Regions from separate parts of the Homo sapiens genome. Here all the other regions are linked to region 2. The links are chromatin loops, found by intact Hi-C in ENCODE. Cell type or tissue: chondrocyte. All regions are shown on one strand. Links, peaks and the distances in the headings refer to the core of each region. The heading gives the core; the rest is flanking DNA.

Evidence for each region. Peaks named below come from ENCODE experiments on the same cell type or tissue, not always from the same donor. Only the 100,000 strongest peaks of a DNase experiment are listed, where the experiment ranks them.
Region 1: it touches region 2 in a loop (2.3-fold over the local background); 2 of 110 quality-filtered maps call a loop at or near these places.
Region 3: it touches region 2 in a loop (2.2-fold over the local background); 2 of 110 quality-filtered maps call a loop at or near these places.

What each region holds. Positions count from the first base shown.
Region 1 is chr4:185,650,425-185,661,342 of GRCh38, reverse strand. SORBS2 (sorbin and SH3 domain containing 2) reads left to right here. Exons shown (of 27, transcript NM_001395207.1): 9 at 3,747-3,919; 10 at 8,615-8,681; 11 at 9,515-9,559. Among named protein-coding and RNA genes, the nearest start is that of SORBS2-AS1, 68 kb to the right of the region's middle. RefSeq lists a silencer at 9,714-10,008. In chondrocyte, for the core only: CTCF peaks have their summits at 4,370 and 4,570; a DNase peak (open chromatin) is centred at 4,641.
Region 2 is chr4:185,927,491-185,938,408 of GRCh38, reverse strand. It overlaps a transcript of SORBS2 not described here. Among named protein-coding and RNA genes, the nearest start is that of SORBS2, 120 kb to the right of the region's middle. In chondrocyte, for the core only: no CTCF peak of the experiment used is centred there; a DNase peak (open chromatin) is centred at 5,702.
Region 3 is chr4:185,769,934-185,780,851 of GRCh38, reverse strand. SORBS2 (sorbin and SH3 domain containing 2) reads left to right here. Exons shown (of 27, transcript NM_001395207.1): 2 at 5,486-5,625. Among named protein-coding and RNA genes, the nearest start is that of SORBS2, 37 kb to the left of the region's middle. RefSeq lists a silencer at 5,243-5,537. In chondrocyte, for the core only: CTCF peaks have their summits at 5,186, 5,385 and 7,269; no DNase peak of the experiment used is centred there.

The DNA.
Region 1 (10,918 bases), core at 1,948-6,947, 280 kb after region 2:
CTTACATGGTCAAGTATGTTCAGATAGTTCAGAAAATAATGTGATAAATACTTTTTTTTTTTTTTTCAAGATGGAGTCTCACTCTGTCGCCCAGGCTGGAGTGCAATGGGGCGATCTCGGCTCACTGCAACCTCTGCCTCCTGGGTTCCAGTGATGCTCCTGCCTCAGCCTCCTGAGTAGCTGGGATTACAGGTGCCCGCCACCGCACCCAGCTAATTTTGTATTTTTAGTACAGACAGGGGGTTTCACCATGTTGGCCAGGTTGGTCTCGAACTCCTGACCTCAGGTGATCCACCTGCCTCGACCTCCCTAAGTGCTGGGATTACAGGCATGAGCCACCGTGCCCGGCCCATAAATATTTCTTAGTTTGTAAAAATGTAACTTAAAAACCTAAAATATCAAAAAAAATACGAAATTGAACTATCATAGGAATTCAGGCTGTACAAGTTTCCATGATGTCGACTCACTAGGAAGCTTCTAGGACAGCAGGGAGCAGAGGGGAATTCTCAGGACAGCAGCACCATCCTGCACCTCCCAGAAAAGGAGAGGCCTGGTCCTCTGGCCACAGGGGCCAGCAACAGGGGGAAAGAAACTAAAACCCAGGACTTGAACCACCATGTCTTCTTTGACACAGACAGTGCACCTCCTTCCCCAGCACTGATTCAGTATTGAGAGGCTATGATGCTGTTCGTTTATTCAGGGATGTTTTATGTCACCATCCAGCATGTGCATGGTGGAACTCAGCTTCTGAGGTCAACCAAAGCTCTATAACTATAAAACTTTAAAGGTAGCCGCGGGACTTATTAAAGTCTAAATATATCTGTGCCTTCGCTGATGCTATGCCTGAGGATCATCTGTGAATCCTACAATGATGTCCTTTTAGAGTTAAGAAAGTAAAACTGGTTTATGCCGAAATTTTGCCCTTTAACAATCAGCCCATAGTGTGGTGTTATAATGGAAGTCCATTATATCTAGATTGTTTAAAATGGAACTATGCATTTACACACATATAAAGTAAAACTCGACAAATTATTCTAGCCACAGCTTTTTCCCAAATAATTATTAACAAAGCCTGACTCTGTCTCATTGCCTGTCTTAGTGAATGCAGTTTTGTCCCTATCCCCACCCAACAACAACAACAAAAATACTTGAATGTAGATAGGCTTTGATTTTAGAATATATTGATAAGTAGATTTTACATATAAAATATTCTGCATGGGAAGAAATTCCCAATGTAAACACTGAACAAATTCCAGCTGGCCAGTGCTGTGATAAGGTTTCGGAGGAATATGTACATCTACCTTGCCCTAGATGAATTTTACACTTAGTTTAGGACAAAAGATTGCTAAGATGACAGCTAGTGGACCATATATGAGAATAATAAAATAAAGGGTTAACTTATATTGCATAAGGTATGGGTTCATAGAATGTAATGGATCAGATGTGAAGGCAGAGTTGATTCTCCTTGCTTAGAGTAGGACTTTGCACATGCTGGTGTTCAAAAAACATTCGTCGCTAATAAAAATACTAGTATCATGGAGGCCCACTCAAGTCCTTTTTGGAATTAAATAGAAAGTCAATTAGTGTCAAATATCTCACCGTGTCTTAATAAGGACTAGCTTAGCCGGGCGCGGTGGCTCACGCCTGTAATCCCAGCACTTTGGAAGGCCGAGGCGGGTGGATCACGAGGTCAGGAGATCGAGGCCAGTCTGGCCAACATGGTGAAACCCCGTCTCTACTAAAAATACAAAAAAAAAAATTAGCTGGGCGTGATGGCGGGCACCTGTAGTCCCAGCTACTCGGGAGGCTGAGGCAGGAGAACGGCGTGAACCCAGGAGGTGGAGCTTGCAGTGAGCCGAGATCGCGCCACTGCACTCCAGCCTGGGTGACTGAGCAAGACTCCGTCTCAAAAAAAATAAAGAAGTAAAAATAAGGACTAGCTTGAATGTTATTTTCACATTCAAGGGGCCAGTAGCAGGGGGAAAGAAACTACAACCCGGGACTTCAACCACCATGTCTTCTTTGACAGCAGCCAGCACACCTCCTTCCCCAGCACTGATTCAGTGTTGAAAGGCTATGATGCTGTTCGTTTATTCAGGGACATTTTATGTCACCATCCAGCACATAAACTGCACATAAAGCAGTTTTATAACTAGCCTTATCCATTCTTCATCAAAAAATGTATTAAAAATGACTTTCTGATGCAAACTAAATTGAAAATAGTCATAATCATAGTAATAGCAGTTACAAATGTTACAATGGATTTTACCTCAGAGAGATCTGAATTTTAATTACCCTTATATTGATGAGTTAAAATTTCTTAAAAAGCTTCCTTATGGCCGGCCACGGTGGCTCACGCCTGTAATCCCAGCACTTTGGGAGGCCGAGGCGGGCGGATCATGAGGTCAGGAGATCAGGACCATCCTAGCTAGCATGGTGAAACCCCGTCTCTACTAAAAATACAAAAAATTGTTTGTATTTTGTACAAAAATTTTTTGTACAGGCATGGTGGCACGCACCTGTAGTCCCAGCTACTCTGGAGGCTGAGGCAGGAGAATCGCTTGAACCCAGGAGGCTGAGGTTGAGACCACACCACTGCACTCCAGCTGGGTGACAGAGCGAGACTCCATCTCAAAAAAAAAAAAAAAAAGCTTACTTATTTTATACAAATTTTTCATGAAAAATACATTTATACATGATATATATCATATACACATAATGATATCAATGAGTCCCACCCTGAAACATGAGAATTTTTTTCATTTCCACCTTAAAGGACTTTCTGAGTGGCAGTCCTGACAAACCATGATATAAAGAGTATATACAAAGTGTCATTCTTTGTCACCAACATTTTCAAATTAATTGCAGAAAAATATAAAGGCATATTATTAATCATACCAGAGGAACGGTAATAATGATGATTTTTTTAAAATTCCTGTGTATTAGAAGTAAATGGACTATATACTGCATGTCTGTACTCTGTTGCTTCTGAAAGTATTCTAGAAGTTACTAAAAAACATGAAGAACTCGATAAGCCTCATCTAAATTATATCCTTAGGGCAGTTTTTGTCATCAAAGAGTAAAAAGTCATAGTTTTTGATATTTTAAGGTAAAAATGCACATAGGAAATCGTACTAATAATTTTACAGCATTTATTTATTCAGAAGCTTTCATGTCCAAAGGCTTGGATGTGAAGATTTTTTTAAGTGATTTTTGGTTTTGCTTCATTTTTATGAAATCACTGTTACTGACTCAACAGTCATGTCTTTGTCTGGAAATACATTTCAAAACCTATAAATAATAGTAGTAGCAGTATCACAAGAATAATATTGATGTAAATGATGACCTGAGGGAAATTACTGAACTTGTCTCAGCTCCTGCCCCTTATCTATAACACTGGTTCTTGCTCCCCCTATCCTGCCCTCCCTCAAAGATTACTGGAAGGATAAGAAGAGATAATGCATTTAGAGCACTTCCTAACTCAGAGGCCTCCACACAGTCATTTAACAAATGCCATTCTTCCCTCAGCCTTCTTCATAAAATGGTGAGGCCCTTGTTGGTATAGGTCTGTTCCCCGCACACCTACACAGTTTCCACCAGCTCAGATGGAAAGTAAATGAGTTAAAAGGGACAGTGATGGCAATATGGTCTCTGTGTTACAGTTGGCATAAATATACAACAAGACACATGAATTTATGATTCCCTGTGCAACGAATACGTTCCATGTTACCAAATTTTCTGTGCAGATTCCACAGACACATATCCCCAGCATGCGCAGTCTCTGGATGGCACCACCAGCAGCTCTATCCCCCTGTACCGATCCTCAGAGGAAGAGAAGAGAGTGACAGTCATCAAAGCCCCGCATTACCCAGGGATCGGGCCCGTGGATGAATCCGGAATCCCCACAGCAATTAGAACGGTAGGAAATGCCAGCGTGTGCGTCTGTCTGGGGCTGTGCACAGACTCCACAAAGGACGGATTGTCCACGGCTTTGTGCATTCCTAGGGTCTTATATAAGGAGGATTGCCCTCCGTGCCATCCGACTTCTCATGAATGTTATGCTGTGTGTGGCAGAGAAAGAAAGCTGTTGATGGGAGAGAATTACACAATCTGTTTTTCCATTTGAATGAAACATCATGAACATTGCGATTTTGTTAAATGGTAAAACTGTGTTGTGTGGTTTAGTTTGTTTGTTTGTTTGTTTTTCTTTTACCTTTTACCAAGGAGGCTTAGGGCAATAGAGAGAAAAGAGAAGGAACAAGACAATGGAAATTCTTTGGCTGCATTGAATTCCCACATGCATTGCGAATAAAGCAGTGATGTGTTCGTTTTTTGAAATAGATGTGTGTTAACACCGGGAGATTGGAAGCTGTGATTTGGGAGTTGGGAGGTGAGATGATTGGAGTGAAGAGAGTTAATGTCATGGAAAGGAAAAGCTGTCTGAAGAAAAATACACATTTTAATGTCCCTCTTCAGCCGTGCCTGCTGAGAGCTCTCCTGGGATGATAAGTGAAAGTGTTTGGATTTTTTTTTAAGTTTTAAAACTCTGCCAAAGCATTGCTCAGTGTATCTGGGCAGCCCCTTCCGGCAAAACGCAGCAGTAGCAGAGGCAGCTTCTGAGAGCCTGGGCAGGCAGCAGCTGGCTGACCAAGTCCACTGGAAGAGAAGGCTTGTGCCAGCCGGGAGAAGGAAGCCGGGGACAGGATGAAAGCAACAACACCTTTGCAGGTGAAGTTGGGGGCCATGCGGGGAGGGACTGCAGCTGCATATACTTTGCAGCAAGACCCATGTAAAGCTGGGGTGTGGCCAAGAGCTGCTCCCCTGGAATGCAGACCTGGGCAGCCAAGACAATAAGGGATAGAGGCAAAGAATGGGAAAGAGAGCAGGAAAAAAAAAAAAAAAGCCGTGGTAAGATTGGAAACAGTCAAAAAGAACTAACGATAAAGTGTGGGGATTTTCTTCTCTCCTTGACTTTACATTCTTATATGGGGATTATGTGTTTTATATACAGACAGAAGAGTTTAAAATGGATTATTCTCAGCATCTATATTACAATTGAAAGCCAAAAAGTAAATCTGTACAGCAGTTACTGGGGTTTTAGACTCTTTAGATTGAGGAAACGTTGAATGTGATATGACATTCTAACAATCTGTCTTGAAACTGACGATTGCCATATTTATGTGCCAAAGAAAAGTTCAGGGATTATGACCAATATTCTTCATTTTATGATGATTACATGTTTCTGGTGATGATGTTTTCTTGTTCATTTCCCTTCTAAGATTTCTGACTCAAAATGGTTAAATTTGAAACTTTCTTCTAATTATATAGGGATAGACAGTCAGACAGAAATGGTGTCATTGGTTTTGTGTAACTGGCACTTGAGGCATAGTATAGACAAAATTAAGAAAGCCCTGATTCTATGTAGTTATAGATTCTGTCTGAGAGGATTTTATCAAAGATATCTGGGTATGTTTTTAGGTCAATAAATGATATATAATGGACATGCAAGCCTGGTCCATGTTTTCTTCCTTTATAAGACATAATTTCCTTAACTAACCAGACTTTGCCTGGTTAGTTTCAAAAGGAAAAACTGAGATGCTAGAGATGGTTGATGAAAATTAAATCATCTTAAAATTTTTAAAATGTTTATCAACTGCCAAATCAAAAGCACGTTTGGGTATGCATAAGCAAACACACTAAACATTTAATGCCAGTTTCCCTTCTATAAAATAGAAAACACAATATAACCAATGCAGAAGTTCCTTATAAGGAACTGTAATTTTTATGCACAATTGTTGTCTTACTTGGACCTTTAAAACTTGACAAAGAAGGTCCAGGTCTATGAGGACTCTCCTCTTACACTGACTATACAGCCCTCCAGAGTACATCCCCATGTATAGCTGTGGTTATAAATGTCAAGTCAGGCTGTCTCTGAGCCACAGCAGGCCAAGACTCTCCAAGGTTGTTTTTCTTTCTCATGTGTAGAAAGTAATGATGATCAGATTCAGTGTATTTGCCAAAGGCGGTACTGTCACAATGTACCATGCTGCAGTATCGTTTTAGACAGCCAGCCTATGCCGAGGAAACAGAATTTTGTAAAGTCATCCAGAAACTCTAGAAAGCCAAGAGTCAACAAACAGTACTTTTGAGCTATTTTAATGCAGGGAATCAGCTCTCCAGATTGCCCTCTCTCATGTGACCTGGGACATCTATGTGAACCTTTCAGTGCTGTTCTTCAAAACAACAAAAATCGCCAGGGCTCAGCTCCCATGAGATTGTGTCATTAAGGCCAGCTAGTTAAGTGAAATACAAGATTCTTTTCTTCTACTTCCAATATAACACTTGTTTGAGTATTTTCAAAACTGAAAAGGAGAAAAAAATAGAACAGAGTCACTGTATACTGCTATGTAGAAAATATGTCCTTTTTTATCTTTTTTGAAATCTCTGCGTGTTAAATCAGTGTAGAGTTCTGATGTTTTGAAAACTGTAGGAATGTAAAAATTCAGGTCTATTTAGTCAAGGTTGTAGAAAAAACGGCATAGTGAATTGCTAGTAGCTATTTTTCATGCAAAATGATTTTACGTACAAAAGTAAACTTCCTGAAATTTGAGTAGACTATTTTCTTATTCTCAGCCTTAGGCATAGCGATCTCCATGATGGCATTTACAAAAGGAACTTTAAATGCTTAGAGTACTTCTTTTAGAAAGGGACATAGAGTTTTCGTATTTTATTTTTCCAGCTTCATATTTCCCTTTGCCAGCAGGGCATTTTCTGGCATCTTTGTGCTCACCATATAAAGCTAGCAGATGGCATCACTGTGAGATCCTACCTGATATAGGCCCTCCAGCAAGTGAAGAAAAAAAAACCTGTCTGTCAACATGTATTGCCATATACAGTGATAGGACTTACTTAGTAGGCTTCCTTGTTGCCATCAGCACGTCCAGGAAAACATTTTTGCACAACACTATGTTGTATTTTCTGTTGCTTTGGTACAGTAAAAGAAATGAGGTTTAATGAAAGAGAAATCAGTCCTTTATAAAAATAAACTTTCTTGAAAGATACATGTTTAGCAACTTTGAACCAGCAAATAATAGACCTTTGCTTCACCACTGCAATCCCTTCCACCATGTCCCGTCCTTTGACTGAATAGTCAATCAATAACCTCAACTCTTCCATGGAGAAAGAGCCGAGAATGAAGAGCTGACTCATAACGAAGTCAAGTGGCCCTTCATGTTAACCTGTATTTGGGGTGATTTTTCAGAATAATATATTCTCAGAGGTCAAAATAAATTTAGATATAGCACAAAACCCTTAATGTCCAGAGGAAAAATGCAGTGACCACATTTCTGGGGAAAAAAAGATCAGGCAATAAAATCTAACCCAAAGCTCAGTCTAGTAAGTATAAGAATGCTTTCGTATCAGTCCTAACAGAAGTTTTTAAATCGAGATCTGTCTTGGAACGTCTGGTGTGTTTAGTTACTATAAGCAGAATCATCAAGCCTGTTGCCCAGGTAGCTCTCAGAGAGTTGGGGTAAGATCTTGCCAAGCAAAATCTGTGAGTACGATTATAAAAGCATGTGTCTACTTTTACAGGTATCCAGAAAGGCAGAGCTCTATCCAATAGGCTACGTTCATTCATTATTTCATTCTACAAATATTTGCAGTTCCCTAGTGTTATTATTTATTGAGTAGTTGTTATATTCTAGGCATTGTTCTAGGTCTTGTGTATACATTGTCTCATTCGATTTCCATAACAATCCTATGATTTAGATATAATTATGTCACTTTAGAGAGGAGAAAACTGAGGCTCAAGAAGGTGACATGACTTGCCCAGATTCGTATTGCTAGGGTGTATTAAGCAGCAATTTAAGGAACCAAGATTTGAATCTTAGTTCAAGACTCTACATTAATTTCATCTTTCCACTACAGCCTACTGCTCCCCTCATGTCCGACGCCTGGATCCGTAAGGACTTCTACTCTCAAGGAACCTACAATTTTAGCCGAGCAAATGTTGTATACACTCTGTTATCATATTAGCATTTTTGAAGCAATATCTACATTCTTAAATTTTCCGTAGGACTCTGGGATGCCTACTACATTCAGTATTTTAGTAGCTTAGACTAGTAAATAGCAAATTTATTTCTCTAGAGCCACACTGATCAGAATACAATTTGAGTCAAAAATATTCCCCAGTTAATTCTGAAAACACTGTCTTACAGAACATTCAATAAAAAGCATCTAAGGATAATGATCATTATCTACCAAAAGGAGTTAAACAAATTAGTACAACAATAACTTACATTAAGTGAACTTTATATATTTGTGCAAATATCAACTCTCTAGTGCAGGGTACAGCTATAACTTGAAAAAATAAAACCATAGCATCTAATGTTCCAACTCAGCCTAAATTCAAACACAAGGCCATATGTTTACAAACTGCACACATAACTAAGTAAATTGCTGAAACTGTCATGAAGCCATAGCAAAGAGTCAGAACATTTTATCACAGAATGGGACTCTGTTATTAAGAACATAAAATAGAGAAATGAAAACACTGAGAAGCGATGTTGATTGGAAGCCAGTTTGTAACCATTGGACGCTCTCTTCATTACAGACAGTCGACCGGCCCAAGGACTGGTACAAGACGATGTTTAAGCAAATTCACATGGTGCACAAGCCGGGTATGTCTGCTGCTCTGCTTTCTGATGAGGTCCTTGTGGGTTGAAGGGACTACATTCGTCTTTTGCATCGGTTTGATTCACACACAATGTCAAGACCCCAGCAAACTCCGTGTCCCCTTTCTTTTCAGCATGCCTCCTGTTCTCCTTCTGTCACCCCTCCGGTGACAGATCCCTGTGCCTCTGCCTCCCACCTGAGCTGCCAAGAAGCCTCCCCATGGAGGACAACCAGGCACTCTGGCCTCAGCCCTCCATCCTCCCCTGTCCACAGTCTAAATTGGTGTGTTGCCTGGGTGAAAAACACATTGTTCCTCTGTCCACCCCTGTCTGCTCTCATCAGGAGAGTGAGCCTGCGCGGGTCTGCCTGAGCCTGCTCTGTAGACAGGAGACCACTAAAGCACTTAGTAAAGGAAATTTGCGATCCAGAGCAGAGAGGTTTCTGGGGAAGCGAGGACAAGGGCCTGACTTTGCATGCTACGAAGAGGGCAGCAAGACGAATATGTTACAGATAAAAAAGGGCAGTTTGCAGAGGCCTGTGGTGGCACACACCTGTAATCCCAGCTACTCAGAAGGCTAATGTGGGAGAATGATTTGAGCCCAGGGGTTGGAGGTTTGGAGGCTGCAGTAAGCAATGATCACCACTGCACTCCAGACTGGACGACAGGGTAAAACCCTGTCTCTTAAAAAAAAAGAAAAAAAGAAAGAAAATGGCATTATGAACTAGGAAAAATACGTTGCTTTTCTAACAAATTTCTGTTGTTTGTCTGAAGTTCTGCTGTCTCGTTGTCCTTTGGTGACAATCTATATTACCATAATATTTATGTTTCATTTTCTAGATGATGACACAGACATGTATAATACTCCTTATACATACAATGCAGGTAGGATGGGTTTCCTTGCTCGCAATGACTATTTTATGCTCAGCAATGTTTGGAAGAACGACACGGTCACCTTTTTTCCCCTTCTGTTTGAGCACATGTTTTCAGTTCATATATTAGGAGGAGGATTTCTTTTCTTTTCTCAGAGCGTGCATAACAAAAGGATTGACTTTTCTCATGGAAATGAGAACTAATACTGGTTTATCTCATTCATTCCCACTGTTGGTTTATTCTCAGCTTCAGGAATGTTTAACCAAAGTGTGAAGGATAGGCTGAAAGGACACACTGTAACCCAGGGTACAAAATAAGATAAAGATCTTTTATCAGCAGAGAGAATGATTACAATTGTGTAAGATCTTTCAGATACACTTCACCAAAAACAAGTCAAACAAAGTATTCTGTGACCTTGTCCCTGCCTTTTGCTCCAAAATGCAACCATTCATTGAAAGAGTTTAAAAATCCCCCTTGGCGGGGCCACTTTTCTGACTCAGAATTGCCAGTGGTCACAATAGAATGGCTTCAGTTCCAGGCACTGCCACTTGGATTGGCGAGCCTTGGTATCTCGTGCAGGGGTCTGCAGGCTGGAAGGAGGGACCCCTGACAAATGTTTTTCCCTTCATCACTTTCTCCTGAGTGTTGCCTCGGGATTCTGCCCAGGGCTCCTCTCCCTGCCCAGTCACAGGCTCAGGACAGGTGCACAACTATTTTTTTTCTTCTTTCTTTAGACCAGGCTCGGAGGCTGGCACTGCTCCCCTCCCCTTCAGCAGCTGCAACCTCACTTGGGGTCCTCTGGGCAGCCTGGGGTCGCATGATCCTCCTGTTCTGCACCCCTGGAGACCACATTCAGGCCCTTTAACTATTTGGGATTGTGCTCCTATCTCCAAAGACAAATTGATAGAGGGAAAATCAGTAGAACAAACTCAGCAAGCCCTCTGGGTTTAAGTCTTGGCTCGCCCCACTGATAGCTTCAGGCCCACAAAGATGTTTCCCTTAATTTCATCCCTGCTCCCACGCCCACCAAACTCACCTCCTTTATTTAGCTCAAAAGTTGAAGTCCGACTGTTGAATCCAAGCAAAACTGTAAGTGTAGATGTTGTCTCTTTTCATTTGCTGTGGAAATGTGCATGGACTTTCAGGAGAAGCGAACGGGTACAAATAGAATTAGCTCCAATGATTGGGTGCAGGAAAATTTAGAATTTTTATAACTGTTTTAATATTGAGGTTTGTGTCACATTAGTGATTAGTGAATGGAACAGCAGTGATATATTACTTTGTACAGCCCTACAAGCTGATCATTTGATCAGTGGACGAGTCAACTGCAGCTAGTCTCTTTGCTCTCTACTAACCGTGCAAGCCATGGCT
Region 2 (10,918 bases), core at 3,029-8,028:
TGTGTGTGTGTGTGTGTGTATGTGTCTACATTTTTCTGGGTGAGAGGATCCTAGGTTCCCCTAGATTATCAAAAGAATATCTGAACTACAAAATGTTAAGAATAATTTCTTGGTCAGGCGTGGTGGCTCACGCCTGTAATCTCAGCACTTTGGGAGGCCGAGGCGGGTGGATGACCTGAGGTCCGAAGTTCGAGACTAGCCTGGCCAACCTGGTGAAGCCTCATCGCTACAAAAAATACAAAAATTAGCTGGACATGGTGGCAGGTGCCTGTAATCCCAGCTACTCACAGGAGAATCACTTGAACCGGGAGGTGGGGGTTGCAGTGGGCCGAGATCATGCCACTGCACTCCAGCCTGGGTGACAGAGCAAGACCCCATCTCAAAAAAAAAAAAAAAAAAAGAATGATTTCTCTAAAACCTAGGAGGCAGGCAGCCACTGACAGTCTCTGAACAGCAGTAGTGGTGTGAGCTGCTATTTCCAAAGATGACACTGAGTTTGAAGGGGCAGAGAGGAGAAGATATTCCAACTCTGAAGAGATGTGTAATTCTCCACTTACATAGCACAGAAAGGAGTAGATGCTGGAGCCGACTCCACAGCACAGCACCTGTGGGGCTGGATGCCGGTCCCTGCTGAGGCAGCATCCCTCTTCACATCATTCTGTGTTCATTGCTTCCTCATTCCTCATTTCCCCCTCCCCTCCACTTCCAGCTAAAATAAAGTGGTTTTAATGAGGCATCACTTGGTGAGCTTTCGAATCAGGAGCCTGTAGGAGGACTGAACCAAGGATGTAGAGCCCTGCTAAATGCATCTTTCATCACTTTGGGGCAGGAGGACAGACCTAGAGGTACTTTTTGACGAAGGATTTAGTGCATTTGTTCCTGGGCTCAGGAAATATGGAGTTCTCCACTTCTGAAGTTAAGCACTTTAGTGCCCATCAACCTTAAGATTGAGGCATTATGGTGTCAATAAAGAGCAAAAATCTTGGATTCAGATACATGGCTAAGCAGCTACTTCATTTCACCCTAACAATAGCTCTGTTAAGAAAAATTGAACCTATCTCACTGTAAGAGTAAATAAACAGAAGTTTCAAGAAATTGCCTCACCCACGGTGAGACTGCTAGTACAATGCAGAACTTGATATACTTTTCAAAAGGTCACATGTATTTCTCAAAGCGTAGGAAACATGCTCCTCCAGTTCTCGTGAAGCACTCACTCACTCACTCACTCACTCACTCACTGGCAGAAGCACGAGATGAATGAGTTTTCCTTAAAATCGGGTTCAAGCACCAGGCTGACAGGAAACCATGTCATAATTAAAATCAGTCAATGTCATTGTTGAAATAGAATGACTTGTCATTCAAGAAGACAATTCTGAGTGGAATTTCAATTACATTTGGAATTAAAATAACTGTGCTATGTAATCTTTTAGAAGGTAGTCCTCTTACTGTCTAAGAAGCTGAATTTATTTTTTAAAACATTCTAATTAGGCATTCTTGAGGAATTTCCACCTTCAGTGAAACTGACAGCCCGTGCCATGCTGTGCCGTGCCGTGCATGCTGTGCTGTTGGTAGTGAGAGCAGAAGCTGAGTGTGGGAGGTGAAAGGAGACTCTTGCATAGTCTTAGAAGCAGACGGAAAGGGAAATCTTCTGTAAATTGCATTTCTAATCAACGTGATGACCATGTTTTCTAGCCCTAAAATTGGGACATGTGACTTGACAAAGAGACAGAATACTCAAAACTGGGAATGATCAGAAATATGGGATTTATGGTTATCACACTATTATCAATGGTGGCAAGGGTCAGCTTGAAGAATTCAGAATTAAAATTTAGATTAGATTTGAGGAAATTTACTTTAAAAATTAATTTCTGAATATGTCACACTTATGAACATTCAATTCTCTGTCTTGAAAGCTTCCCACCACCTCCTTCTCCTAAATATCCTGTTTGTGAGTTCCCATACGTACTTTATAACTTTGTGTAATTGATGGTTTCAGTACCCATTGCCTATGTGCAACTGCATTCAGCCTTTGTAGTTTTGGAACTGAGGATACTGCCCACTCTCAGTTGGCCATCAATAAATATTTGTTGCAGGGATGGAGGGTGGGTGAAACTGGAGCCAACCAGAGCCAGGATAAACCATGTGCCTTGGTGCTTTTCTTGTGAAGGCTTTATATTTACTTCTCTTCGCACAACTAAATATGGGACTAAGTTTGAATAGCACGTGTCTCCTCATTGAAAACTTACCGTTGGCCAGGTGCAATGGCTCACGCCTGTCATCTCAGTAGTTTGGGAGGCCGAGTCGGGCTAATCACTTGAGCTCAGGAGTTCAGGACCAGCCTGTCCAACATGCAACATGGTGAAACCTCATCTTTACAAAAAACACAAAACTTAGCCAGGCATGGTGGTGCACACCTGTAATCCCAACTACTCAGGAGGCTGAGGCAGGAGAATCACTTGAGCCTGGGAGAAAGAGGCTGCAGTGAGCCGAGATCATACCAATGCACTCCAGCCTGGGTGACAGTGAGACCATGTCACAAAGAAAAAGAAAACATACCTGTTCACTACTCTCCCACTTAATTTTCAAAGGCAGCCTGTGTCTCTTTTCCACATTCTCCCATGATGCTCTGTGTTACCAACTACGGCTCTGATTGATTATTGGTGTCTCTGTGGAGAGTAAATCATGTTTTCCACCCATATACATATCTCAAAAACAGCCCACCGTTCTAGGTTTTAACTGGACAGCTTCAAATTGGTGATAATTAGCCCTATCAATACCCTAGTTAAAGTTGGTATGTCTAAAGAACTAGTTCTTGGGTACTAACAATGGCTACTCATGGTAAAATGTTGGCCTTTTGGTGGAGTTTGTTCTAATGATCTAATGTCTTAATATTGCTATAGCACTTGGAATAGTGCTGGGACATAGTGAGAGACATTTTTGTGTTTGCCATTATCTTGCTTTATATCTCAACAAGCTTATGGGGGCAGAGAAAACTGATGCAAAAGTCAAGGAGTCTCTTAAACGTGTTATCTCCCATGGCTTAGTTTTGAGTTTCTTGTTACAGATAAGTGATATTTAAGCATAAAATAATAAATTTAAAATGTGGTATTGATAGCTGAGACTCAGCCCCTTTATGGTGGGACAGAAGCTTGTGGAAATAGTAGATACTTGGGATTGAACCCCTTGTGCCTTAAGGACCAGAAAAACTTCTCAGTTATTGAATTTGGATCGGGTTTTACTAACTGATACATTGCCTATTGGTTTGTGGGTACAAACTGTGTTTCTTTGGATTTTTCTTAAGAACTGGGGAAAGAGCTACATTAGCCTTGATTGTTGGCTGATTTTGATATCTGTAATGATTTGACTTGGAACAGAAAGGCAGAACATATTTCATACATAGAAGGTACTATCCAAAACACCTAAAGTGCAAATTATGGAGAAGCGACCTGACTCAGTAACAAACTATCCCGAAGAGCCATGATCAAGCATCTTCTCCTTGAGCAGTCTAGGGATGCACAGAGGGGGCCACAGAACAGTGTTTAGAAAGACAGACCCCGTCTTGAGTATCTGATTAGAGTTGAATGTCAGCAACTGCCTTGATTTCTCTCTCATTTTTTTTTTTTTTTTGAGATGGAGTCTCACTGTTGCCCAGGCTGGAGTCCAGTGGTGCAACCTCAGCTCACTGCAGCCTCCGCCTCCCGGGTTCAAGCGATTCTCTTGCCTCAACCTCCCACGTAGCTGGAATTACAGGGGCCCGCCACCATGTCTGGCTAATTTGTTGTTGTTGTTGTTGTTGTTTTTTGTATTTTTAGTAGAGCTGGGGTTTCCTCATGTTGGCCAGGCTGGTGTCGAACTCCTGACCTCAGGTGATCCACCTGTCTCGGCCTCCCAAAGTGCTGGGATTACAGGTGTGAGCCACCGTGATTGACCAAAATTTTTTTGTTCTTTAATATGTAAAATCTCATATTGCTTTGTGGAAGGGTGAGAGTTTTCTAAACAAAAGCAAATTGGATGCCTTTATTCTAGAAGGGTGTCTTCATTCTGTTTCACTGGTGAGTGCAAGCCTTTGCGTGGCAGGGACAGTGCCTTATTCATGTTTTATCCTGAAGGGCTTACAGAGGTCACGCCATGAAGAGCGGTTCTGAAAATCATCTGTGGAATGAATAAATGAATGAAAGCAGGAAAGGCTCTTGTCCTCTAGATTGTTATTCAAACAGTGTTCGAATTGCTATATTATCCAACAATGGCATGCGGGAAAAGACATGAGGGTTAAAAGAGAAATCAGTCAGCAAAAGTGCCAACCAGAGAGGGACTTTAAATGAAACCTACTGGGAAAAGTTGACGGATGTGTCTTCCCTAAAGATTTTATTTTTTCCTATGGGGAAAAATGCTTTGAAGGAAAGACTTTTGATTGAGAACAAAACCACAGTCTCTGGAAAGTGTGCAGCTTAGCAGGCCATCTATAGAGAGACTTTAAAGCCAGTTGGAGGTCAACTTATGTTCCTAAGCTCTGTAATCTTTTCAAGAAGGGTCTTCATATCAGGTGGCCTACTTTCACTGAAATGCCACTGATATTGGCTAAATTCTGTTTCCTTTCCAATTCATATTCTGAAGTCTTAACCTCCAGTACCTACGTATGTGACTTTTTTTGGGAAATGAGTGGCTGGTAAATTAACAGATTAGGTAAGATTAGGTCATTTTGGAGTGGGGTGGGCATTTGATCCAATATAAGTGGTGTCCTTGTTTATAAAAAGGGGAAGTTTGGACATGGACACACGCGCAAGGGGAATACCGTGCAAAGATGAAGGCAGAGATCCAGGTGATGCGTCTACAAGCCAAGGAAGCCAAAGACGGCCAGCAAGGGGAAAGGCAAGCAACAGACTCTCCCGCACAGCCTCAGAAGGAACCAGTCTGCTATAACCTTGATCTCAGGCTTCCAGCCTTCAGAACTGTGAGATAATGCATTTCTCACAGGATGCATTTCTCACAGGATGTTTAAGCCATCCTGTCTGTGGTACTTTGTTATCACAGCCCAAGCAGACGAATAGACCCACAGATGATTCAAACACTGTTGTACTTTAATGGTTACTGCAAAATACCACAGTTCACGATGATTCTACAGCGATACTCTAGAACTGCTGTAACGTTCGAGTAGACATGAGATCACTGGGTGGATTGTGTTTTTACCAACATATGAAACTGTAATTATCCATGAGCACCGTACTGCCTTTGGAGACACTGCTGGGACTGTGACTCAGACCTCCCTTGAGACAACTGGTCATTAGGAGTCACAGTGATGTGGAATCAACTTTGTCTTTCTGAAAAGCTGGAGATATTCATCATAGCCTGGACTGCCTGGGATCTACATGTTTTCTCCGTGTTGTAATGATGTGAAACACTTTATTAGCAGAGGAAGACATTTTTAGGAGAAGCATTTTGAATCAGAAGGCTTAAGAAGAATTCTGCTTTTCTCGTGAGTATCAAGTAGTTGATTATTGAGAACTGAAAACATTGTAGAAGGATAATTTACAAAATGACCCTTAAACATCTGCATTTATCATGGAAGATAAAAGTCTAGAGAAACTGTTTTTTAGCTGCTAGGAAAAGCTGTGTTTTCTTCAGAGGGTAAGTCATAGAGAAGGATCATGGTGTGGCCAGGGCAACCGAGCCCCAGGGGGGCTCATCCGCTTTAGGCCAGGCCCTGCCTACAGCAGTTTGCAGAGGCTGGTCTCAGATGCTTGCCAACAAATACAGCCCTGCAATGCAGTGACATTGCATTCCGGCAACTCTCTGTTCTCTTCATATTTTCTCATAAAATCTTGGCTCTGGCTAAAGAGAAAATGCCGTGCGGTAGGCTTAGCTCCTTAATGGTGAGGTGTTGATTTGGTATAGGTCTGTTTTCAGCCAACCCAGTACTTAATGTGTGGGGATTTTGTTGTTGTTAATGATAACAGTATTGTCTGGCCAAAAAATCATCCTTGCCATCCAGAAGTAAGACTATCATCGAATCACGCCACTTCTGCTTGCAGACAAGCAGCAGTGGACATGTCAAAACCGTGTGTGGTTATTAAAAGTTGACTTAACACCCTACTCTCTACCCTCCACTGTCCTTTGCAAGATTTCTTCAGTATATCAGGGGATCCATCCTTTTTTCCCTCCACTGCCCCCTTCGTAGCTGCCCCTCTGACAAATGCCTCCTAATCCCGCAAGCATTGCTGTTCAGCTGCTTCTGAGTCAGCTCATTTCCTCATGATCTTGGGGCCCCTTCCTCCAAGTGGTTTACCAAGGTGTGTGTTTATTATGTGTATATAATAAACACACACATATATAAATAAATATATAATAAACACACACACTAAATATATATCTGTATCTATATCTATATCTATCTATATATATATATATAGAGAGAGAGAGAGAGAGAGAGAGACAGGTTCTTCCCTTAAGATGTACTCTAGGGCAATCTCATATAAGAATTCTTTTCCACACACTTTTACTCACTTTCTCTTAACTCCTGTAAACTTAGAGGCTAGACCATTTACTTACATGTCCTTGTTATCTTTCTTCTCTTTCTGCATGTGTGCATGTGTGTGTGTCTGTCTGTCTCTGCCTCTCCTGTCTTTTTCTTTCTTTCTTTTCTTTATTTTTTGTATTGACAGTGACTCTCTCCCTAACCTCACTCTGGTCTGTCCTTGGCCCATTTAGTCTAATTTCAGCAAGAATCCTGCTGCGTCAGTTTAATGAAAGTCCCCTGCACTTGGGGTCTGATCCCCCTTGGTACCTGATCAAATGCCTCATCCCCTAGCCTTGGTATCTTATCACCCTGGCCTGCCTTCAACAAGATTATTTTTGAGTCAGCCTAGTAATAACCCCCGGCCTTGATGTTCCCACTTAGTAATTTTCCATCTGCTCACCCGCAGCCTGCTTCTTGGCCATCAGTCTCCGCTCGTCCTTGTAGTTGGAGTTGAGCTCAGTCACTCTTCCCAACTACAAACCTCCTTGTGGTGTCCCCCCTCATAAAATCTGTGTGTCCTTAACAAGTGTCATGAATATTTTTTTCTCTAGCAGTAAAAGAGTTATTATAATTAGACCATAAGCTTTTCCAAGGTAAAACTTTTCTCCTTGGCTCCTGAAATCATGAGTATATAGTAGTTGGTCAATAAACATTTGCTAGTAGATGGATTCTCCTCTTCCTTCTCATTTTCCCCCATACCCTCCTTATTGTCTTGCTTCCTTTTTCCTTCTCTGTTTAGCATAAAAATGATGAATCATAATGATAAATTATCTAATGTGATCATAATGTATGTAATTCTGTGTAGAATTGTTCATATACTTATAATTATACCATAAAAAGTGAAGATATCATCACTTTAAATATATTCATGTGTTTTCTTCATTTAATCAGCATTCTCTAACTTACTATTAATGAAATTATCCATTTCAATAGGGTAGGTATATCAATGCATTGAGTTTTTAGAGGCACATACATTTCACAGGGACTTAGTGTTTTATAAAAATATGTAGCATTGATGCATTAATTAAGGGAGAAGTAAAAATCCACAGAATTCGTATACAAGTCATTATTACTTTTTCCATCACAGAATTCTGCTTCTTTTTATTTTATAAGAAGAATATAGAAACTATGATTTTTCATTGCTTGGAAACAAGTGGATAGCATTGGAGGAGGGGACAGATCATATTTCATGAGTTACACCTTCAGAATAACATAAGATAGTGATAAGGAGAAATATCTTATCAAAACAGAGAGAGCTGAAAGGATTCAAAATCCCCCAGTTTAAAACTCTATCCAGGGCCGGGAGCAGTGGCTCACACCTGTAATCCCAGCACTTTGGGAGGCCGAGGCAGGCGGATCACGAGGTCAGGAGATCGAGACCATCCTGGCTAACACGGTGAAACCCTGTCTGTACTAAAAAATACAAAAAATTAGCCGGGCGTGGTGGTGGCGGTCGCCTGTAGTCCCAGCTACTCGGGAGGCTGAGGCAGGAGAATAGCGTGAACCCGGGTGGTGGAGCTTGCAGTGAGCCGAGATCGCACCACTGCACTCCAGCCTGGGAGACAGTGAGACTCCATCTCAAACAAAACAAAACAAAACAAAACAAAAAAACCTCTATCCTAGTGTTATAATAGAGATACAAGTTTTATTCACTAACATAAAGTAATAAAAACTGTAATTCTATGGGGTTTTCTTGTTATGTTTGGGGGATGAGGAGGTGACCATTTAAAATATCCCTGAAAACAAGTGCAGAATTATCAGTTTCATATGTTGTTAGCATCCTGTTCTGATTCTTGTAGAAAAGTAGTGACAAAGATAACACACATTTGTTCTGCCCTCGTGTGTGCCATGCATGGTAAGTGCTTTCTGTACATTGCCTCATTGACTCCTCACAACCACATCGTGCAGTCATTTCTTTTCTTATCTCCATTTTATCCATGGCTGAGCTGAGGCTTGAGAGTGAAATAAACTGCCCAAGTTCATCCCCGTCAATAGCAGAATATGAGATTCAACCCATAGTGTCACACACGCCCAAAATCAGGCTTTTAAAAATCTCTTTGCGGCCAGGCACAGTGGCTCATGCCTGTAATCCCAGCACTTTGAGGGGCCAAGGCAGGTGGATCACGAGGTCAAGAGATCGAGACCATCCTGGCCAACATGGTGAAACCCCAACTCTACTAAAAATACAAAAATCAGCTGGGCGTGGTGGTGCATGCCTGTAGTCCCAGCTATTCGGGAGGCTGAGGCAGGAGAATCTCTTGAACCCGGGAGGCGGAGGTTCCAGTGAGTCAGTGAGTCGAGATTGCACCACTGCACTCCAGTCTAGCAACAGAGTGAGACTCTGTCTCAAAAAAAAAAAAAAAACCCAACAAAAAACAACAAATAAAACCTCTTTGCTATCATAATGAAAACAATTGACCTTTGATGGATCATACAAATGAGATATTTGCTTGTACTCTGCTTTAAACTCAATTATAAAAGACTTTGGAAAGAAGAGCTATGATGATTTACAGATTGAATCTTTCTACATCATGTGAGGTTGATTTCTTGAAGTTTCTCAGAACTGGATTGACACCCTCTGAGTGTTAACTGGTTGGAATGAATCCAAATTCCTTCAGCGCTTGTGGAAGCCTGGGTCACCTGTCTCAGAGATGTTTATCCCAGACTTGCAGACCCAGAAATCTTGTGAGGTGCTGCCCAGGAACCCACAGTGGTAACAAGCTCGTCATAGGATTCTTGTGTAAACTAAAGTTTTAAAACCACTGTTATAAGGGTGATTTCTCTTTCTATAGGTGGAAAAAGATTACATCCAAATGTTTAGTTTAAAGGAATATCACTATAATTGTGATAAACCAGGAGTTGCAAACTCGTGGCCTGAATGACAGTAGTTTTTCCTTTGGCCAGCACAGTTTGTTACCATAAGAGTTTGGATGTGTTTATGTAAGGCATACGCCCTCTATTTCAACACAGTGCCCATGACTTCCTAGCATCTTAGACTTTGAAGATACCTGCATGATCCCTGAAGAAAGCTGGAAAGAAGAACCTTCTTGGCCAGGCGCGGTGGCTCACGCCTGGAATCCCAGCACTTTAGGAGGCCGAGGTGGGCGGATCACGAGGTCAGGAGATCAAGACCATCCTGGCTAACACGGTGAAACCCCGTCTCTACTAAAAATACAAAATAATTAGCCAGGCGTGGTGGCAGGCGCCTGTAGTCCCAGCTACTCGGGAGGATGAGGCAGGAGAATGGCATGAACCCAGGAGGCAGAGCTTGCAGTGAGCCAAGATCGCGCCACTGCACTCCAGCCTGGGCAACAGAGCAAAACTCCGTCTCAAAAAAAAGAAGAAGAAGCTTCTTATACATGAAATCCATGAGATACTGGGGCCCCACGTGCCTGACTCTCCCGCAGTGCTCAAGACCTGTCTATAAAGTAGTTTTTCTCTTTGTTCAGGGAGTTAGACAAAGAAGAAATATGTTTTCTTTTTTTCTTTTTGAGATGGGGTCTTGCTCTGCCACTCAGGCTGGAGTGCAACAACAGGGTCATAGCTCACTGCAGCCTCAGACTCCTGGGCTCAAGTGATCCTCCCGCCTCAGCCTCCCAATGAGCTGGGACCACAGGCACATACCACCACTCCCAAATAATTTTTATTTTTTATAGAGACAGGATCTCTCTATGTTGCCCAGGCTGGTATTGAACTCCTTGGCTCAAGGAATCCTTCCACTTTGGTCCCCCAAAGTGATGAAATTACAGGTGTGAGCCACTGCCCCCAGCCAGAAATATTTTTTTTTCTATGCTTCTTCTTGCCCTCTATAAGTGACTTAAATATTCTCATGGGTCATTTGAGACCTCAGTCCTTTTTGATAAAGCAGAAGGGAAAAAATGGACAGGAGGCCTTCAGTGAAAACAAACCAGCAATATGAGTATTTTTCAGAAATTAAGAAAATAAAACAATTTATGTTAAATCAACAAGGTGACATATCAAATAAAACAAATCAGAAGTCCGTGTTGGTGATGAAAATGATAGGACTTGTGTATCCCTTGAGTGTTCACCATATAACAACAGTACCTATAAGGGCTTTGAAAAGAAAAACTGTCAAAATTAATCAAGATTCATTTTTGGGAAAAGATGACATATTTGACAAATTAAACCACTTAAGGAAAGAATAGTAGAAATGACATATAAACTTAACTTTATTTCATCAATATAGGTAATTGAAGTAATTGGGCTTTTATTTTGTAACTAAATATATGTAGTTTTCAAATTAAGATGTAATGGAATTTTGACTAATACTTAATTAGGAGCCTTTGGTTAAGAACTGAGTGCTCTCTCAGCAAACTAACACAGGAACAGAAAACCAAATACCACATGTCCTCACTCATAACTGGGAGTTGAACAATGAGCATA
Region 3 (10,918 bases), core at 2,558-7,557, 160 kb after region 2:
CAATGATACTGGTCCTTTAACCTTTTGTTAAGATTTTCACCTCACTTGATAAACCTCAACCCAGATGGCAAAATGACACATGTGATGACAAATCGCCTACTAAAAAGTATTTACTTAACATCAATAACCAGGCAGTAGAAGTCATTGGACGTATGATTTGACTCCTTTCAAACAGTGCTGCAAAAAGGCGTAAATCATGGCAGACTGCCGAATGTAATCCAGATAAGCCCAAGAGAAAGCATAGGTTTAAGAGTCAGTAAGGCAGTTGCAGTCCCATGCCTCTATCTGCCTTTCAGGACACAAGTGTAGGGAGCTTGCATGACTGGTCTAAAGTCACTCAATGTATGGGCTTTAGTTTCCAGCCCGATGCATGCATTACATTGTTCAGCAGGTGGCATACCATGGGTGAGGTTCCTGTAGATGACCCGACGGATGCTTGCTACGTGCCCAGAGCTACCAGGTATCCTTATTTTTCTTGCATATGCTTCACTTCATTGAGTGTGGTTGAAGCAGACAAGCATAAAAGGTGTTACTCCAGGCCAGGTGCAGTGGCTCACGCCTGTAATCCCAGCACTTTGGGAGGCTGAGGTGCGTGGATCACCTGAGGTCAGGAGCTTGAGACCAGCCTGACCAACATGGAAAAACCCCATCTCTACTAAAAACACAAAATTAACCGGGTGTGGTGATGCATGCCTGTAATCCCAGCTATTCGGGAGGCTGAGGCAGGAGAATTACTTGAACCTGGGAGGTAGAGGTTGCGGTGAGCCGAGATTGTGCTATTGCACTCCAGCCTGGGCAACAAGAGCAAAACTCCGTCTCAAAAAAAAAAAAAAAAAAAAAAAAATGTTACTCTACTTAGTCTAGCCTTCATTTTGCTTACAATGTGCGTGACTTCAGCACTTCCCTGTTCATCCCCATCCCTTCTTTTAGTCAGCATTAGCTGATTTCTATAGGAGAATCTGACTGCTGTTTCAATATGTCTTTGAAACTCACGCCAGTGTTTCAGATGGTCTTGCTGCCTCGCCCTAAGCACTAAAATATTTGACTAAGAGAATGACACATTGTTCTCCTGGGATACTAGACAATGCCACTAGAATGACAGGGACCAGGGAGGTCTCTAAACATCTATAGCACAACTCACTCTTCAAAGGACTGCAGGGGTAAAGAATGTTCTCTAGAAAACAATACTCATGGGAAAACTACATTTACTTCCTTCCTACTGGGATCCTCTCAAATAATAGGAAGCGATGAGGAATCAATTGAGAATTCTGTGCTGTCTTGGGAAAAAAATGTAAAACAACACTCAGAGAAACCCTCTAAATATATGTGTTCAAAAACTCACGCCCATGAAAGTCCTTGGAAATCACCACAGTATCTTTTAAAAATTACTAAATTTAGCCACATATGGAAATCTGCACAGTTTTTCAAATATATTTTGATTATTTAACCAACATTCATATAAAATTTACAAAGCAGCAGATTTTTCCATGGCTGTTTCAAATAACAATTTTCACCCTCACAACAACCCAATAAAAAAAGGTCTCATTACAGAGGAGGAAACCGAGGTATGGGGAGGCTAAGTAAGTGACCTACAGCCACAGCCACGCGTAAGTGGCAGGATGAGGATTCGAACCCAGGCACCCTGACTCCAGACTCTACTCTTAAGTATTATGCACTTTTAAAAGTTTTCTGAAAGGTTCAACCAAGAAAGTGAGAAGCAAAGCTGCAGATGGTCTTTGCATATAGAATTGGAAGTTTTAAATGTTACCAGCGTGAGCCCAGATTCTCTCTTACAGTGAGGATTTTATTTTTACCAAGCTCTGTGAAACACACAACGCTCAGGTGCCGCCTGAAAATGTGAGAAGTCATTCGGCAAACTAATGAGGTTATTCAGACACACTCTTAAAGTTGGCGTGCTCGTTTATTTAAGGCCGGAACAGAGGTGGAGCGAATAACAGAAGGCCTCTCTACTCCAAAATATGGGTCTTTCTCACCAGTTCTAACAATTGTAGAGTTATTGGGGTTAACAAGATCCTCTTTTGGGATGTAAATACCCTCTAATATGGTTTGATCTGTGTCAACTATGCCTTAATGATGTACAAATGATCTAGATCCTGGCCTTTCCACATCCAGTCTGATGGGACTCAGTGCTTGCTTTAATCTGGAATCAGCTGTTCACGTATGCAGATGCTCGAGTCACATCCAGAGTCATTAAATCTGACTCTCTAGGGGCGGGGCCGGGGTACTGGTGTTTGTAAAAGTTTACCTTATATTCACCCAGGGATGACAGACACTACTTCATATCATTTCTCTCAAGTTTCAACATGTTTACACGCAGCCTGGGGATGTTGTGAAAATGCACATGCTGGCTCAGTAGGTCTGGGTGGGGCCTGAGGTTTTGCGTTTCTAACAAGATCCTAAGTGATGACGTTAATGTTGGTCCGTGGACTACTTTTTTAAGAAGCAAGGCCCAAGACCAGCGGTTTTCAAAGTGAGGTCAAGAATCACCCGGGAATTTGTTAGGGATGCAGAATTTCAGGCCCCGCCAGACCTACTGAATCAGACGCTCTGGGGTGGACCCAGCAATCTGTTTTTACGAAGCTTCTGGGTCATTGATGCTCACTACCTTTTGAGAACCGTTGGCCTGCATGGCACTGCCCAGTAGAAATAGAATGCAAGTCACATAGGTAATTTTAAATTAGCTAGCAGTCAGATTTGAAAAAGTAAAAAAGAAACAAGTGAAATTAATTTTAGCAAAATATCCTATTTAACATACTATGTCCAAAATACTGTCATTTCAACACATAATATAAAAATTAATGTCATAATTTACATTCTTTTTTCAACGTGTGGTCAATATAAAAATGATATGATAGTTTACATGTTTTAGGAAGAGACAACATTAATCTATTTTTATTTGTACAAATTTGTGGGGTACAAGGAGAATTTTGTTACATGGATGGACTGCATAGTGGTAAAGTCACGGATTTAATGAATGTGTCCATCACCTGAATAATGAACATCGTACCCACTGAGTAATTTCTCATCATTCACCTTTTTTTTTTGTATAAAGACCTCAAAATCTAGCATGCATTTTACACTTATATGACATCTCAGTTCTGACTAGCCGCATTGAGCTCAGTAGCCACATGTAGCCACCATATTTGGAGAGCAAAGCTTTACACTTACAGCAGAGATGATGGTACTGACTTTCACCAAATGCTTGCTGTGTGTCAGACATTACCCAGGTAAGCATTTTCTGTGCATTATTCCTATGAGCCCTATGACAACTCATTATTATCCCTGTTTTATACGAGAGTGGGTTATGTTGATCTTTGTTTCCTTAATGCCATAGCTTCTCAAGGAAAGCCAATATTTAAATGCATTATACCCTTTTTTGGTATAAACTATTATAAGGAGGAAAAAGAAAAAAACAATTAAAAAATGTGTCTGTCTGCAGCTAGGCTTCCAATTATTACCAGTAGAATTACCATTCCACATTGAGGCCAAGAGAAACAAATATCCCATGTTAGATTGGCAGGTATTTAAGACATAGTAAAATGTAACCATTTAAAATAAGTGAAAAGAAAAATGCTTTATTCTAGAGTCATTTTTTAAAGCCTGGTATACATTTTTAAAACAAAGTTGATCTTATTTATAAAATTCAGATTAGAGATTTCAAAGTTAATTTATAATTTTTTAATTTGAAATACAGTTTTAATATAAGGTCTATTGAGCCAAAGGATTTCACTGTTTTTAAATAGTACTTGAAGTAGTAGTCATGTAACCCTTTTTTTTCACATGGCATAATCCTCAGTATTTTCCATAATCTATTTCAGTGTCTTTCTTTAATGGCAAAGAAAGAATTGAATTTGAATTTGATATAAGCATCTAGCAACCAACCCTCACATTAATTATAAAATATATCAGGGCATTTTTTTTTTTTTTTTTTGAGATGGAGTCTCACTCTGTTGCCCAGGCTGGAGTGCACTGGTGCGATCTCAGCTCACCGCAACCTCCACCTCCCGGCTTCAAGCGATTCTCCTGCCTCAGCCTCCCAAGTAGCTGGGACTACAGGCGCGTGCCACGACATCCTGCTAATTTTTTGCATTTTTTTTAGAGATGGGGTTTCACCATGTTAGCCAGGATGGTCTAGATCTCCTGACCTCATGATCCACCTGCCTCAGCCTCCCAAAGTGCTGGATTACGGGCCTGAGCCACCGGCAGTTTTTTATACTGAATTCAGGTTGAAGACTCTCTTTTCATCTCCCGATGGAAAGCCTCTCAGCAGTACTTTCTGACTACTTAAGCATTCTTTTTGTAATGGGGAGTAGGGGGTTGAAAAAAACCAGGGATTTCATCTATTGGAATGAAAGCGTTCATAAACATACTTAACTGCTTCCTTGGTAGAAAGTAAGTAATTTTCCTCCCTGGTGGTGGTGTAAAGGCACAATGACTCAATGGAAGCCTGAAGTTGGTCTGATGACACACAGTATCTTCCTTCATCCACAATAGAAAGAGATCTCAGTCTTCAGCTGCCATGATGTGAATAGTCTCATCATGTGAAAAAGTCTGGAAAATATTTAAAAATTCTGTTTTTATTTATTCTCACTGCATCTGTGTGCTCTAAACCCCTGAAGGCAAGGACACTTCATTCTGCCCACCACTGTATTCCCAGAGTGCTTGGCTTATAGTAAGCTCTGAAGTGCTCACCAAATAAATATTTGCTGAATGAATGAATGAATACGACTTCTTAATTTTTATTTCTAGAAACAAAATGAAGGCTCAAAGTTTGTCAGTCATTGCCAGTGACCCAACCAGAATGATTTCTTCATTGGCCTGTGGAGGCAGAAGCAGGGGTCACTGTTTGTCTGCCTCATGTCACTGAATGGTCCCCAGTCTCTGCCAATAGATAAGAGATGTCAACGCTTAACCCAGTAGCTTTCAAAAATAGCATAGTTGATGAAACTGGAAATTTAGGTGCGGGCTCTTTTAAGAAATCATTTGTCTTCAGTCTTAAGAATAGACTGACAACAGATACTGCTACCAGAGGGCTCTCAACTATTTCTTAAGACCCCCTAGGAAATATCAGAAGAAAAGCCTCCTTCTCAATAAAGCATAAGTAGGACATCTCGTTTTCAGTGAATCAGGTAATTCATTTTGAAAACTTGAGGAGCACTGTGTTTCTTTAAGATTCCAGTCAACTTTGGGTTTGTTTTGTTTTCAATGGTGCTGGCAGTTTTCCTCAAAATTTAAATGAATATTTGCACAATGAACCAAGTCGTTGTGGGTTTCCTGGTTGGTGTTTTCTCCCCCCTGGAGTGGGGGGTGGCGATCTGGGCAAGGCATTTTCATCCCTTTGCAGACAACCCCGGCTGCTGTTAATGCTGAAAATAGCTCAAATGCTCTCAGAACAGTAGCACCACCCAGCAGCTGGGATTCTTTCCCTCTCTCATTTGCCTCTCTCTTGCTTTTTTTCCTTCAGACACTTGGATTGGACTTAATCTTAAACCTCTGGAGTTCAAGACCTTTTAAAAAGGGCTAAATAAACAATCTCTACATGTAAAAGGCCACTGACTCCTACTTCCTCTGTATAGAGCAACTGTTGAACTCAGCTGCCTGTAGGTAAGATTTTTTATTCTGGAATTATTTAATTGTTTTCTGGTATGTTCATAACTAATGTCTTTAAAATAACTTACTTATAGTGAAAATAATAAGGGGAGTTGTGAACAATTTTCAGGTAAACACGGTGTTCCAGAATACAGCAGGAGCATCTGGGCATTTTTGTGGCTGTAAGTTTTAAACTTTGCTTAAAGCTCTCATAATAGTGACCTGCAGTACACGCTTGACTATGACTAAGCCATGGATCAGAGGTCTAATTAAGCCTGATTGCCAGAGCAATGAGAGGATGTTTCAGACATCATATTTTTGTTGTTTAGACTGCTTTATTTTTAACTTTCCAGGGGCATTAAAAAAAAAAAAAGAGGAAAAAGATGCAACCATCCACCTGAGTAAAGATAATATATATAAGTAATTGTTCTTTAAGGGCAATGAGCGAGCCGTATTGTATAATGTTCTCCTTTCATCACTGTTTCGTTCATTGCTCGTGTGGAATTAGAGTGGTTGATTTGGGGGAATCTGGGGGTTTTGTTTTTGTTATTGTTGTTTTGTATGTTCCTAGCACATTTTAGGGGACAGTGTTGAGGATTCCTTACTAAGCTGACTGTCTTTTGCTGGGTACATCTGCTGGCAGGTTTCTCTAACGTGACAATGTGATACTTCGGGTCAGTTTCTGTGGCTCCCCTCTCCCCCTCGTTACGCTTGCACTTGACATTTTGCGAAGTACTTTGATCTGTGGACTTTAACTTCAAACACAGCATTTACTTTGATTGTGGCTATTTACTATGCTCAGTAAAAAGTCTCCTTTTTTTTCCTTTTGGTTTAATGCTTTCATAGCATTTCCTTTAAACAATTTATTGGAGCTTTAGTTTTCCTCACTGATCTGTCTTAGATTTCACTTCTAGAGGGACCCCCAATTGTAAGAAAAGTGTTCTCTGGTAAAGTTCTCCCCAACACAGACTTCAGGACAGTTCATGGCCCCTGTCTGGCAGATGTGTAAGAGCAAGCAGCAAATGAGAGTGCACAGAGCCCCGCGCTGGCTGCCCTGCTGCCTCAGAATCTCCGTGTGCCTTGGGGCCCAACTGGTGCTTTTTAAAAACATGGATGCTGAAATCTTTGGAGTTCAGAAATACTTTTTTTTCAGAAAAGTTTATTGGTATCACAGAGCACATATCAAAGGAAAGCATGCATTTTAACCACATAAGGATCGTCTGAGTAACAAAAACGGGAAGAAATAACAAAGAAAAAGAAAATTAGAATCAAAAGAAAACTGGAAAAAAAAAAAAAACCTTAGTAGCCAGAAGTCTGTTTTACGAGTGAAACTTCTGCTGTGTAAGGGATAAGGGATTTCTTAAAAATGTATTTCCTAAAATGGGCAAAATGTAGCACTTACTAGCCATTCAATCAGCTTTGGAATATTCTCTTCATTGTGAAGAAAGCACAGGTGTGTGTGACATTTGTTCCCTTCTTCTTTCCCACCCCAAGCACAAGGTATTTTCACAGTCCTCAGCCAAATACAGAGTTTGACGTTCCCTGGCAAACGGTCCCTGCGTGTTCTGTTGAAGGTTAGGAGTAGAATGAGCCTAATCCTGTCAGGAGACTGTTTAAGTCCCAGTCAAGGACGCTAGCTCCTCAGCGCTGACGCAGTCTGCCCCGTCCTCTGCACCTTGCTAAGAAGGACAAACGCAAGTGGCCACAGGACAAATCTCCAAAGGGGCGGAGCTGTGGAGAAAGCTACGGCAGAGATCTCCCTGGATTAGGAGCAGATGCAATCGAATCTCCAGAACTTGGATTTATAGTAGAAAAACCTAGAGATGTTCAGTCTAATCTTTAAGTTTCCCAAACCTGGGCATTTCATTGCCACTTTTCCCCTTCAAATCTACATTATAAGAAGCATGTCAATCATCGCATTTATGTGTATGGTTACCATTTTAAATCCTCCCGTTATTTTGAGCCTGGGCTTTGTTGGGGGGATGGGGTGCGTCTAGCTAGAATACTCACTCTCCCTTAGTACTGGGAAGCCTTGGTCTGCAGGGCTGAGTGCAAATATATTGCTAGAGGTGATAGTCCAGCGGCAAAATTAAATGGCACCAGGATGAAATCTTTTTGGAGAATGGTAGGTGATCATTCCATTCCCAGGCAAGCCATTTTCCCCCTGTTTTGTTTTGTTTTTTTTTTCTTTCTGTTTCTCTTCACCCCTGAATTTTACGTTGAAACTTTGGATTGTTTGAATGTGAAACTTCAGGTGAAAGCTAGCCAAAGCCACCGAGTTTCACCCAGCTTCCACATGAAAGAAGTATTCTACCCAGCCTTGCACGAAACTTGGCCTGTGTTGCCAAAGGTTTCATGAATGTCAGTGAGCCTGGATTTGAAACATAACCCAAGGCCAGGTGACTTCTGGTGACTTTGAGGCTTTATTGTATTAGTATAGAATCTGCTGAACAGGGACAGTCCTATTTCCGCATCTTCTACTATAGTTTCATGAGGGCACACGTTTTCCCCCAGTAAACTCCCATTTATCTCATGATGTTTGAAAGCCAGGTTCAATCCTAATGTGAATGTTTGTAGCCGTGGGATCGAAGCACTGGCAGATAGAGGTCTGCGTTTTAAATTCCAGCAGCCTGGCCCTCAGTGGTGTGAACATGTTGGTATAATTCAGCTGAAGGAAGGAAGTCCCGGGAGAGCCGTGGAATGCCTTTCTTTGCTTAAATATACCTCTGTGCTCGTGAGGAACAAACAGTAACATTTTGTCCAGGTCTATCCGCTTGACAGTATGCCTTTTGTTCCCTCTCCAAAGGTGGTGTCAAATATATTGGTGGAAAAATAATAAACTTCCAGATATTTTTTTTCCGCCTGCTCAACTGATATACTCCAAGGGAACATTGCAAGCATTGAGAAGTTCAGTACTGTGGCTGGGAATGTAAGGTATACTGAGAATAAAGGAGCTCTCAGTGAAGGCAATGTCCCTCAGAAAAGCATGGCGACCCAGAGTTGATGTGGGTGTGAACGGTCAGATGGTCCCCGGTTGGGAAGGGGTGTGTGTGTGTTTTCTGGGTCGGGGTAGTAGCGAGCAGAGAGGAAAAGGGAGATTTGTAAGCTTTGTTCAGCAAATCTGTCACATCGAAAACAAAAATAATCAAGCCCAGGATCTGAAAACATTCCTTTCTTTTGTAGATCATATAAATTTGTGTTGGCTGAATATTGAATTTTTTTGTATTATTTTTCTCATTAGAGACACCAAGCATTAGGATTCCAGGCATAGTAAATAATCTCCAATGAAAATATGACCCATTGGGAAACATAAAATCATTGCAGATAACTCCCATGAGTCAGTCCCAGGAAGGTCCTCATGGTTCTCTGGCAGTTATGAAATGCTAAGCCACCCAGGACACTAAGATCTGACTTGTCCTTTTCTTAGTTGGGAGATTTCTAAACTCATGTGAAGAATTTTCATAAAAATGAATGTGTGGCCTCACTAAAGATTTAGGCTATCTTTGGTGAGATACATAGATATAGATTTATTATAAAATTAAATTGCCATCAAATTTCATTTTGAAATTTCATAGTCACTTATATATTCAATAAAACAGACTTTCATTAAAGATGTGGTTTGCATTTTAGCAGGTGACATGCAGTGGATGCCCTAGTAGAGAAAGCACTGGAAAAGCTAGCAATAACACAATTTGGAAGTGCCATATGTAGAAGCTGCTTTTTAGCACTGGCTTCACCAGTCATAGTGTAGCATTTATCAGCATATGTGATTTGATAGCCCCAGACTGGTACAGTGAGCAGAGGAAAGGAAGATGTTCAAATGGAGGTTCTAGAGAAAATCATTCAGAACCATCCCACAAGGAAGCTCTCACTAACCATATCAAGGTATAAGGAGTTCAGTAGTTTTAAGACATTCATCATCCATAACAAAACAGAAAAAGGGGAAGGATAGGCTTGGCGTGGTGGCTCACGCCTATAACCCCAGCACGTTGGGAGGCCGAGGCAGGTGGATCACTTGAGATCAGGAGTTCAAGACCAGCCTGACCAAAATGGTGAAACCCCATCTCTACTAAAAAAAAAAAAAAAATGCAAAATTAGCCAGGCATGGTGGTGCACACCTATAATCCCAGCTACTTGGGAGGCTGAAGTGGGAGAATAGCTTGAACCTGGGAGGCGGAGGGTGCAGTGAGCCAAGATCCCACCATTGCACTCCAGCCTGGGCAACAAGAGTGAAACTCTGTCTCAAAAAAAAAAAAAAAAAAAAAAGGAAACGATGAAAATGCCAGGGAAAGGATTAAAAAAAAATTAAAAATTGAGAATCAACACCAAGCTAGTGTATGTGCAAATATTTCTCTAAATCATTAAAAATCTTATTTCAAGAAGACTTCATTTGTCATTTAAGAATGCAAAAATCAGTGCTTTAAAAATCTTTTTGTGCTTAATTGACTGTCAGAGAAAAATGGAGTCCATATAATATTTATTTCTCAAGGATATATTATTACAGTCTAAATTTACATATACAATGTACTTGTTTTATTTTTTTTTTAAATCAGTGTTTGTCTGATCAGGACATGATGACACAAAACAGTAACAGCAGTAGTCTCCCCTTTGCAGTAGAGCAAAGAGGATTATTTATCATAAGCAGATTAAACAGTCATTTCTAGAAGTCTGCATTCTCCAACCAAGTTTTTATTAGTTATTTGGATATTATGTTTTTCTCTGAAATAAGAAGTAGTAGAGCCTGAGCATCTCTACTCTAAAAGTCCGAAATCCAAAATGTTCCAAAATCTGCAACGTTTTGAGCACCAACATGATGCCACAATTGGACAATGAAGATGACATTAACACGGCAGAAAATGTGCATACAGATGCCACAGTGACAATGTGATGGGCTAATTGAAGGACTAGAGTGGAGTGCATTCCTAACAGAATAAGCAGTCATGTCCATTTAGAAACTCAAAGAGAGACTTCTAAGACAAAAATCGCTGTTAATGAGGCAGATGACGCTGGAGAAAACATTTTAAAAGCCATCCTACTCGGGAGGCTGAGGCAGGAGAATCACTTGAAACTGGGAGGCGGAGGTTGCAGTGAGCCGAGATCGTGCCACTGCACTCTAGCCTGGGTGACAGGGTGAGACTTCGTCTCAAAAAAAAAAAAAAATGCCATCCGGCAGAATGCCTCTCATTTCTCAGAGGACCCGCTTCATGATCTGTCAACTGCTTCAGATGTTTCTTATCACCTAAAAAAGAAAAAAAATACAGTGTACAGTGCCCTTTACTCCAAACACAGCATCATAGGTGGCAACTGA